Regions from separate parts of the Mus musculus genome. Here region 1 is linked to region 2. A link is a loop called in an ENCODE intact Hi-C map of the cell type or tissue named here. Cell type or tissue: gastrocnemius. All regions are shown on one strand. Each heading gives the region's core, and the rest is flanking DNA. Links, peaks and the distances in the headings are about the cores only.

Region 1 (5,371 bases), core at 134-5,133, 92 kb before region 2:
CCAGACTAAAGTCTCACGACCCTGGCTAAGCACCGAGACTGAAAGGTTGACAGTGAGTTTGGCAATGGACCCTGGAACCAGAGGCAAGATGTGTTGAGTCTGGCCTTGCTATGTGTTCCTCCAGGAGGGCACCACTTATCAGCTTCGTGTCTCCTGTGACCTCCGAGTTGTCCCAGAGATCTCGAAGGATCAGGTACAATGGCAATATTCCCTTCCTTGTCCCCAAGCCTTAAGCCTGTCTCAAAGGCTCCCCAGAAGACACCACAACCTGCCATGTCAAGGAGTTATGGCTGTCAACTTCTTGTTTCCTGCATAGCCCATCCCTCCGTCTCCTCCTACTGTCTAGGCAGCCCTATCCTGTACCCTGCACCCTGGGCTGGAGAGACTCTGAACTGAGAAAAGGGGAGCCATGAGCCTCTGATCCCCAGTTCTGGGCATCAGCCTGGGCTCCCCTCAGCTCTGCATCTTCCCATCAACATCACCTTCTTTTTGCCTGCCTGCCTGCCTGTCTGTCGGTCGGTTGGTCTGTCTGTCTCTCTCCTTGCCTATCTCATTCACAGTTTGTTTCTTTCTCCAAGGTCCTCATTCTTATCTCTCCTCTGTCTTTGCTTTTTGTCCCTATCTGTCTCTGCCACTGTCACTCTGTGTCTCTTTGTCTCTGCCTATGTCTATCTCTAACTACCCCTGATGCAATCTCTACCTGTCTCTGTCTCTATTTCAACCTGTCTGTCTCTGTTGCTCTCTTGTTTATTTCTGTCTCTCTCTCTCTCCAACCCCAGCCCTATGCCTCTCTGCTATTTGGGGCATGCTGTGTGTTAGTCCTCCTGCCTTTCTCAATGCCATGTACCACAATCCCACCCTTCTGCCCACTAGGGGCAGCTTTCCTCTGGATACAGTGTCTGGTGGGCACTGCAGAGCTGTGTGGGTCTTGCCCCTTGCAGGCTGACACACTGTGGCTTCCTGGCCAAGCACACAGAGACGCTCTGTGAGGCACTGAGAGCCAGCTGCCAGACCCACAACCTGGATCATCTTGAGTGAGTATTTGATTCCAGAAAGGCAGCGGTGGGGACAGTAGAGTGTTGCTTGGTGATAGAATGCAGGTGTCCTGTTTTCTTTTGAAGAGTCTGATCCCCAGATTTCTTTCTCATTGACATCAGAGACCCTTCAGAGACCTGGGGGGCGAGGGGGGAGGGACAGTGACTTTCTTTCCAAATATACATCTCACACTGGTGCCCTTTGCAGCCATGTCTGGCTCCCAGAAGACCACAAATCTTAGAAAGAATGGTGGGGGTAGGGGGATGGAAGTGTCCCGTGTGTGAAGTGCAGAGTTGTGACGTAGTGCTTAGATTGGGTTCCTGGTCCCAGGAACCAGGTGACCACACTGCTGCCAAAGCAGAACCTACATCCTCCACTAACCTTTGCTTCTTCCTTTCCAGCCTATCAGACAACTCTTTGGGGGGCAAAGGAGTGATCCTGCTAACCGAGCTGCTCCCAGGACTGGGTCCCCTGAAGTCCTTGAAGTAAGCAACTAACCACCCCCCAAGGCCTCTGGGTTCCCACCAGTGAGAGGGGTTGTTCGGGTCTTCTTCTGGATACAGTAAAGATGTAACCAGAAAGTGCGTATGAGCCCTCTTCCCACAGCAACACACAGGCAAGTGTTCAACAAGGCCTCCCCCTGGCTTGACTAAACACTGACTTACTTCAAAGAACTCAGGGCCCCGCCGTTTGCTTCAGGCCTTCTCCAAGCAGCTCCTTTGTGTCTCCTTGGAGAAGAGATAGCTTTCCTCCCGCTCCTGTTAAGGAGTCTCCTCCCATTTTTAATTTACCCTGAGTCCCGCCATTCCCTTATCAGGCGGCAAAATAGAGTTCAGAGGGCGCTCTGGGCTCCAGTTGTCACCTTGAGCAAGTTCCTACCTGCCTAGCTCATCTCCACAGCTGTGCAGTGAAGTTGGGGGGGAGGGTTGTGATGGTCACCTGGGGGTTCACTGGGGTCTGCCATCTGCGGCCAGAGACACTCCCATCACTGGCCCTGTGCTCTGAAATTCAGAGAGCGTGTCTGAGTCCTTCACCACTGTCACTGTGTGATCCTCAGCCTCAGCAGGAATGGCTTGTCCATGGATGCTGTCTTTAGCTTGGTCCAGTGTCTGTCTTCCCTGCAGTGGGTGTTCCACTTAGATGTCAGGTGAGTGGCTGCCCTGTCCCCCACCCTCTCCCTCCTCTCATAAGCCCCTGCTGAGGCCTCATTTTTACAGGTCATTTGGGGTCATCCTCAGGATCTTAGATGATACCAGGTGCAGTGAAGGTGTGCTAGGATTAGTGAATGAAATAAATGAATGAACGAATGGACAAACGAACGAATGAATGAATGAATCAGTAAAGTTTGTGGCTCCATGGTACCAGGAACAATCAAATTTCTCCAAACTCTCCTTGGGACAAACATCTTTCCACTCTCCCTTACCCTCCAGGTTGTCCTTAGATACTCCTGAGCAAACTAGGGGCTGGCTGGTGGCCTTCGGGGCTCAGGGACTGGCTTAACTGGCATCTCCAGAGTTTATGAAGCTGGAGGGGAAGGCACCAGCCAACCCACAGCCCTGGATCTCCCCCATATAAAAAGCCTGTAAAAACCCTCTGCCTTTCTCCTCCTTCCCTGAGAATCCTAAGAATAGAGGTGTGGTGGCAGGTGGCCAATGCTGGTCCTTAACGTTAGGGTTCTTATGTCCTTATTTGGATAGAGCATGGAAGCCTGCCTTCTCTCCTGCTTTACCACGAGAGGGCGCTGAAATAATAGGCCAAGAGCCCTGCAACCAAGACTAACCGTGGCTGTCGATTGATCCATTGTTACTATAGTCCCTGGGTGGCAGGCTATCTCCTGGTCCCTTAAGCCCTTCTCGGGAGGGGACCCTTGGCCTCTTCTCAACCAGCTTCCTCCTCTTCGCTTTTAGCCTTGAGAGTGACTGCATCTTCCTTCGAGGAGCTGGGACCAGCAGGTGAGGAGAGGAGATTTGGGCAGTCGAGCTAGCCTGTAGCTCTGATTCCTGCTTCTTGTGGATGCACAATCTCCACCCTGACAGACATTTTGGTGCCCAAGAATGACCGCCAGGTCTGGCGAGGTCTCTGGGGCAGCTTGGCTAACTAGTCAGCAAGCCCCTGCAAAACCAGGCTAACTCCAATTTAGCACTTCACAGGCTCTTCCAGCTGCCCCCTGGTGGCAACAGGCGTCATGGCCCGAACCCTGGAGGCTGTCCACACAGCTGGGCAGTGACTTCACCACAGCTAACGCAGGCGATCAGAAGCCAGGCTAGCCCCTGGCTTAGGTGCTCTTGGTTCCCTAGCTTAGGGTCTCTGCGGGATCTCAGGGCAAAAGAATTGTGGATCAGGGAGACAGAAATACGGTTTTGACAAAGTGGTGGCAGGGGAGGCACTCCATTCTGTCTCCACTCACCTGGTTGGGGGCTGCCCTGGACGGGTGTGAATTGTTGATTTTCCTCGCCCCAGCTTCCCTTTCATGGATCTCAGTTCCTCCACCTGAACAATGAGGGGCCTGGCTGGAATCAAATCTCCAGATCCCTTCCAGGTGTGGAAGTCCTGAGGGCGTGGGAGCCCCCCAGGTGTGGCTCAAGCTTTCTTTTTGCTATGCTTTTCCCCCTCCAAGGGATGCACTAGAACCAAAATTCCAGACTGGAGTCCAGGTACTGGAGCTGAGTCAGCGGTACACCTCCCGGAGCTTCTGGTACTGTTTCCCACTTTTCTTTAGGGGTCAGGGATTGGGCAGAGCCAGGAGCTCGGGGTTATAAATTAAAAGAGTTTGAGAGATGGGAAAAGAAAAGGACAGGGGACCTAGCTCTGGGGGTTGCTGGGCCCTTTGGATCACCTCAGTGGAGCTAAGGCCTGACACTCTCCTAAGAGAAGATTGTCATATCTCTGAAACACACTGGAAACCCACTCTCCCCCACCCTGACTCTCTCTCTGTCTGCTTTTGAGACTTTCATTTCTAGAAAGGGGTTTATGTCATACTCCAGAAAAGTCTGGCCACAAGGGGATCTAGGGGATTTCCCAACTAGGCCACAAGGGGCTAGAAGACCTTCCTGAGACCTGGCATTCTCCCATCAGAGCTGCCTAAGTAAGAGATGCCTAAGCTGGTGCCAACAGAGCTATTCAGAGGGAACTTGTCATGCCCCAGGCAGGAGAGGCAACATGAACAAAGGCCAGGATGAGGGCACGTCTGGAAGCATTGCAGTGTAGCTAGAGCACATAGCAGCAGAGCTTGGGCGGGGTGTTCAGTTTTTACTTAAGGGTACTAAGGAACCACTGAGGGCTTTAAGCAGTGGATTTTGAGCAGTGGGGAGGCCCCATTAGATTCTCAGTGTTGAAAGATCAAACACGAACTGGAGAAAGGATCCAGCAGTTAAGAGCACTCACTGCTCTTGCAGAGGACTTGGGTTCGGTTCCCAGTATTCACACAGCAGGTCACAACCATCCCTACCTCCAATAACAGGGGGTCTGACACCGTCTTCCGTGGGCAGCAGGCATGCACTTGGTGCATGTGTATGCATGCAGGCAAAACACATTTTACAAATTAAAAAAAAGGTGAGACCCTCAGAGGGTGGTGATGGATTGTGACATCGAGAGTGGAAGTCAGAGGTGATAAGGAATCCAGGTGAGTGAAGATGAGGCCTGGGCTCCGGCAGAGGTGGTGGACAGAGAGGAGTCACCACGTGGAGCAGCTTTGATGTAGATATCGTGATGGCTGGTCACAGGAGAGTTGGGAAGGGGAGTGTGCTCTGCGGGGCATAGGAGAGGCACCTGAGGCCTGCAGTTCTGGGGAGGGTGTCTGATAGAAGAAGGGTCCTCTCTGAAGCCCCATCCTCTTCCCTCTCTCAGCCTTCAAGAGTGTCAGTTGGAACCCACGAGCCTTACCTTCCTCTGTGCCACTCTGGAGAAGAGCCCAGGGCCTCTGGAAGTCCAGTAAGTAATAAGACAAAACCCGGAGTGCACAGGGTGGCTGGGTGGCTGTGCAGAAAACTGGGTGAGGGCTTATAGGGGAGACTTGATAAATCTTTGACGGCCTTCTTCCACCAGACCAATCAGCCCTACTCTGCCAGTTATGAGACCCATCAGTGGTCAGGCCCTCTCCCAGGAGCCTCAAGTACTGGACCACATGGAGTTCTGTCTCAGAGCCCCACACAAGTCTCTCCTTCATCCTGCCTCTATGGCTAATCTCATCACCTTTGAACCCCTTGTCCCTGAAATACCTCACACTTCAGAACAACCAGGCCCTTGACCATAACCAGGAGTTCTCTCAGCCACATGGAAGCTGGCTGAGTCCTTGTACTTCAGTTTCTACTTCTGTGAACAAGACATTGAGCCTTTC
Region 2 (5,371 bases), core at 71-5,070:
GCTAATGTGTCACCTTGCTTTGAAAGCAACATTAAGTGATGCATTTTGAAAACCCAAGAGAGACTCTATACAGATCACCAAATAAGCTAACAGATCCTTTCCTAAGTATGATATAAAGACTGATCAAGGGAGACAGCTGAAACACCATTTGGCAGTGCAAGAGTACCTAAGAGGTAACTGCCCACCTGGAGACTCATCAAACTGGCCCAGGTCTGACTCCTGAGAGCTGGTGGACTTTGGGAGGCTTACATGGGGTGTTTAAAGATTCATGGTTTGTTAAGGCTTCTTCTCTGACCACAATCCTCCCCCTGCTGCTGCTGTACCACGATGACATTTTACATGTGCTCAGTGTTCCTAGGAACATCTGCAGCAGATAGAGGATGTGCCAAACCACAAGGCTGCATCAATACACTCTATTCAAAATATGTGGCTGGTTGCCAATACACCATATTGATTTTCCTAATAGACTGCACTTTACAGCATTTTGCCCACGGTCTGGTTGGTCAAGCTGATTCAATCACTTTGGTGCCATTTCAGGATTTGAAAAGGGAAGAGCAAACATGACAAAGAACTTATCAGAATCTCCAGCAGTGCTACTCCCACGTCAGTCAGAGTGAGCGGTAGGCAGGTCTCTAACCTGTCACAGCTGCCCCATTCTCTCAATGCCTCTGCAGCAGCTGTTCTCTGGGTCTCTTCTCCCTTGCCTGTCCAGAGTCCCGGTGCCCTACCCTGTCAACATCTTTCTAAGCCCTTCTCTAGCTTCAGGAAGCACACTTCCAGCTGTGCTCCTCCGAGATGCTGTTACCCCATCACCAGCAGCAATCCTGAGGCATCTGCTGCCTCGTCTGCCTACAGATACAAAGCTCAGCACCGAACTCTTGCTTTATTACTGACAACTGTGGACAGAAGTTCTTCAACTCTCCAGCTGTCTTTCCATCTGTAAAACGGGTCAGAATAACCAATACTCTGAGGAACGGGGGAGAGCAATTTGTGAGGCCATTAGAGGAAATCTAACCTCCAGCAGGTGCTCAGGGAAAAGGAGCTGTATGTCAGCTGAATGAGTGATCCAATCAGGCTAGGAGCAAAGGCTACCGGGACACTAAATCTGGCAGGGGAGAGAGAAAGGCAAGCACACTGGAGCATTGTCCCAGCAACATGCTGAATAACCACTTGCTCTGGGCACCATTGCAAGTGGCATTTCAGACTATGTGGCCAGAGGAGATTTTCACCATGGGCACACGCTCGCTGACCTCTTATGTTTCACAGCTCCTGCCAACAGCTTTGCCTGGGAGAACTTGTTCTTGGTTTCTATGGGTTTCACGGCCAGCTTCTTCTCTACTTCTTTATTTTCTGCAGAAATTCCAACCTTGTTGAGATTACTGTGAGTTACAGGTTAAGGGTCAGATTAACCAAAGGAAGAAATGCTCCAGAGCGAAAGTAAATCCAGAGGACAACAAATATAATCCATTGGCCCCTCGGCAGAACTTAAATGTGACTTGGCCTCCCAAATGGTTGGGATCTAGATCTAAAGCACCAGATCCTGTATGTATGTATGTGTGTGTACATGTGTGTGTGTACATGTGTGTGTGAATGAAGGCACGTGTGTATCACTGCGTTCATGTGTGAAGGTCAGGTCTTAGTAATTTGCTGCCTCACACTCATGAATGCACCTGCACCCAGCCCTGCCTATGCTTTTGAACACGGCCTCTGGACTCCCGTTCTATGTCTGTAGCATTTATGATCTTCTCACTGAAGTGTTCTGATGTGCTGTACCAGCAGGACAAGCTGCTGCTTATGGTTCTCATCTGAGTGTCACCAACAGTCATGAGGACATTCTGCAAAACTGCATTTCACCTTTCAAAGGTGAGACTTAGTTACTTATTTCTAAGGAAGTCATAATAACTTCTCAATTTCCTTTATATTCCTTAAGATCTTTGTTATGTGACTGCCAAGACAGTTCAGGGAGTAAAGGACTTGCCACAATACTTGAGTTCAATCCCCAGAACACACATGGTAGAAGGAAGAAAAGACTCCTATAAAATGTTCTAACTTTCCACATGCATATTCTCTCTCTCTCTCTCTCTCTCTCTCTCTCTCACACACACACACACACACACACACACACAGAGAGACAGAGAGAGACAGAGACATACATAGACACAAAGACAGAGAGTGAGACAGACAGACAGACACAGAGACAGAGAAACAGAGAGAGAAACAGAGACAGAGACACACACAGAGAGAGGCTCAGAGAGAGACAGACAGGTTTGACCTGTTGGTGAAGGTCTATATTCCAGCTACTTGAGAGTGTTAAGCCCTACTCTGGATTATAGAGGGGTCAAGCCAGCCACAGCTGTGTCAACCTATCCTGTTATTCTGCTGTCCTCTGGGCAGAAGGCAGAGGGTCAGAAGAGTCAGTTTTAAGTTTGTAGCTGAGCAGGGCAGTGGTGGCGTACGCCTTTAATCCCAGCACTTGGGAGGCAGAGGCAGGCAGATTTCTGAGTTCGAGGCCAGCTTGGTCTACAAAGTGAGTTCTAGGACAGCCAGGGCTATACAGAGAAACCCTGTCTCAAAAAAACCAAGAAAAAAAATTGTTTACAGCTAAAACTGAGGGGTAACTTTGCATCAACTCTCAGCATGCACTTGAACCAAAGCCTGCAGCCAGTACTTATGCTCCCAGCTCTGACTGACATTCCATCCCAGAGCTTTTAACTTTCCTTTCTCACAATAAAAAGTAGAAAAAAGGCTAGGATATAGCTCAGTGCTAGCGAGGCTGCCTAGCATATGTAAGGTCCTAGGCTCACTCCCCAGTACCACTAAAGGCAGAAAATCCTTAAGCAGGGCACTTGTCACATCATGGTCATCACCAGCTCACAGGCTGTCACCCCTGCTGTTCTCTCCGCTAGCATATGTTCCTTCCGTTTTAGGCTCTTCCTCATAACTTCCTAAGCGGGTAAATATCTGACAGCTGTTAGGATGCAGCAGTGCCTTACTGCACAACAGTGACATCTAGTGCCCAAGACACCCAAGAAGAAGCCATTGAAAGATGGAGAAACAGAGATTACCTCATCACACACACCAGGCTGGGTGGCAAATGTCTTTACCACTGAACCACCTTGCCACCCCTCAATCTTCATTTTCTTAAAATTACATGTAAACACACACTCAGGGATGCATGTTTCCCACAAGTGTACAGAGGTAAGACGGCCCCTTGCAGGAGTCAGTTCTCTATTTTACCATATGGGTCCCAGAGATCAAATTCAAGTCATCATCTTGTCAGCCCCAAACGCTCCTTTTTATTGGGATGGTGAGAGGGTAGGAGGGGGGTTGAAACAAGAGACTTAATTTTCCTAGTAAAAAATGTCAAAGTCATTAGTACATTGCAGTTTCTACTTATAACTTTGTCACTAAGGCACAGAGTATCTGGCCACACTGCTGCCCACACTACTGTTTAGTGGACCTACTGTATATACACTCTGCAGGAAAATACTAGCTAGTACAAACAGAAAATCCTACTATCAAACCAGCCATAGTGACAGACACCTTTAATCTAAGCTCTGGGGAGAAAGAGGCAGGTGGACCTCTGTCCCTGAGTCTAACCTTGTCTACATAGTAAATTCCAAGCCAGCCAGGATGCACACTGACTGTCCTACCATCAATTACCAATTCACTGATGAAGCATGTTCAAACAGAACAGTGAGTTTACTCAACTTACAAAGCTTAAAATATCCAAATAGGCTTCCTTGTAGATGGGTAAAAGTTAGGATGGACTATCAATAGCTCCTGTGGGCTATATACTCATTTATTTATATATTTATTGAGAATTTACAATATTCCAGGCACCAGGAAAAAAAAATTCAGTCATTCTGGTTGTTACAGAACTTATTTTACATCTTAGCAGTAAAGAGATAAAAAGAGCCAGGCAAACAAATGAACATGTACCCTATTTAAAACAAAATGATGGGGCTTGGGTAGCTCAATAGAGTACGTGCTTAGAATGTATAAATTCCCAGATAACACTACATGTAATACCATTTGGTGGTAAACAGGATGTAATGGTACAGCAATCAGAAGCTGCAACCATACAAAGTGCTTGAGGAAAGGCATACAGAGCTGAGTCCTAAGCCATGAAATGCTAGCCTTGGGAAATCTGAGGGAAGGGCATTTCAGGTTGAGGAAACCATGAATTTGAGGCCTTGCAATAGAATCCATTTGATGTGCAAGGAGGGCAGAGGCTAGAGTAGAGTAAACGTCAGGAAGAGTGGCTACAGAACACCAGGCCAGGAGATTTATCATAAGTCATGCAGAGCTCTGCAGAGACTGATGAACGAATGCAGACTTGAGCCAGGCATGGTGGTGCACATCTTTAGTCCCAGCACTCAGGAGGCAGAGGAAGGTGATCTCTCTGATTTCAAGGCTAGCCTGGTCTACAAAGTGAGTTCTAGTCTAGTCAGAGCTAAACAGTGAGATCTTGTCTCAAAAAGAGGTCTACTTTAGACTAACTGCCACAGGGAGGAAAAAAAATCACTGGAGTATTTCAAAGTTACATGCTGCCAGATAACTTTTACAATTTCCCATTATGCCCAAAGAACAGATTGTTAGGGCAAAGAGAAATGGAAACCAATTAGTAGTAACCCTAGCAATACAGAAGAAAGTCTAGAGTGATGAGAAAGACAACAAGATTTAGAGAGGTTTGGAGAACGCTTCGTACGTACTTTTGGCTAAGGCAGAGTAGAGGAGACAGGGAAGGTGGGAAAGGCTATAATAGAGGGAAGCATGACTGGGGTCAATGTGGCATGAACTGACGACTGTTCATCATCTAAGTAAGACGTGCAGGAGCCTAGTAAGACATTCAAAGGCACATGGTATTCATTTGTAACTTTAGCACTCAAGAAGCAAGAGTCTTTAAGGCCAACCTAGTCTATGCAGTGAGACCATCTCAGGAAAATGGGAAAGTTATACAAGTAGATGTTTCCAACAAGGCACTATTAAGTCAAAGTAAAATGACTGTCCTTGTTCCCTGAGCCCACTTCGGGAGTAGTTCGCAGTGTATGGGAGGATAGTCTAATCTTGCTAAAACCAGAAGAGTAAGCAGAGTGTTTCTGAACAGGCCCTTTTAGGTCTGGGGAGAAGGCTCAGTAACTGTCTGGGCTAGCATGGGGACCTAAGTTCCAATCCTGAGCATGACTGTCCAAACCAGGCATGGTGGAGACAGGCAGACCCTAGGAGTTTACTGGCCAGGCAGCTTAGCTGGCATAGCAGGGCTCAGGTTCACAGAGAGCCTATCCAAGGGCCTAAAGCAGTGGGAGAGAGGGCCACTGGATGAGATTCTCTTTGACTTCAGTAAGCATGCACTGTGTGCACATACATA

Evidence for each region. Hi-C counts contacts between places; a loop is a spot of excess contacts. Peaks named below come from ENCODE experiments on the same cell type or tissue, not always from the same donor. Only the 100,000 strongest peaks of a DNase experiment are listed, where the experiment ranks them.
Region 1: a loop joins it to region 2, with 9 times the contacts of the local background. A loop is called at or near these places in 14 of 42 quality-filtered maps.

Annotation. Positions count from the first base shown.
Region 1 is chr8:94,489,389-94,494,759 of GRCm38, forward strand. Nlrc5 (NLR family, CARD domain containing 5) reads left to right here. Exons shown (of 49, transcript NM_001033207.3): 15 at 125-193; 16 at 942-1,034; 17 at 1,437-1,520; 18 at 2,093-2,182; 19 at 2,943-2,987; 20 at 3,653-3,730; 21 at 4,882-4,965. Among named protein-coding and RNA genes, the nearest start is that of Mir7072, 13 kb to the right of the region's middle. In gastrocnemius, for the core only: CTCF peaks have their summits at 2,755 (motif pointing right) and 3,216 (motif pointing left); DNase peaks (open chromatin) are centred at 2,796 and 3,199; H3K4me3 peaks cover 579 bases.
Region 2 is chr8:94,581,634-94,587,004 of GRCm38, forward strand. Psme3ip1 (proteasome activator subunit 3 interacting protein 1) reads right to left here. Exons shown (of 8, transcript NM_028221.4): 6 at 1,251-1,381. Among named protein-coding and RNA genes, the nearest start is that of Gm38555, 17 kb to the left of the region's middle. In gastrocnemius, for the core only: a CTCF peak has its summit at 3,021 (motif pointing left); a DNase peak (open chromatin) is centred at 2,999; H3K27ac peaks cover 2,589 bases.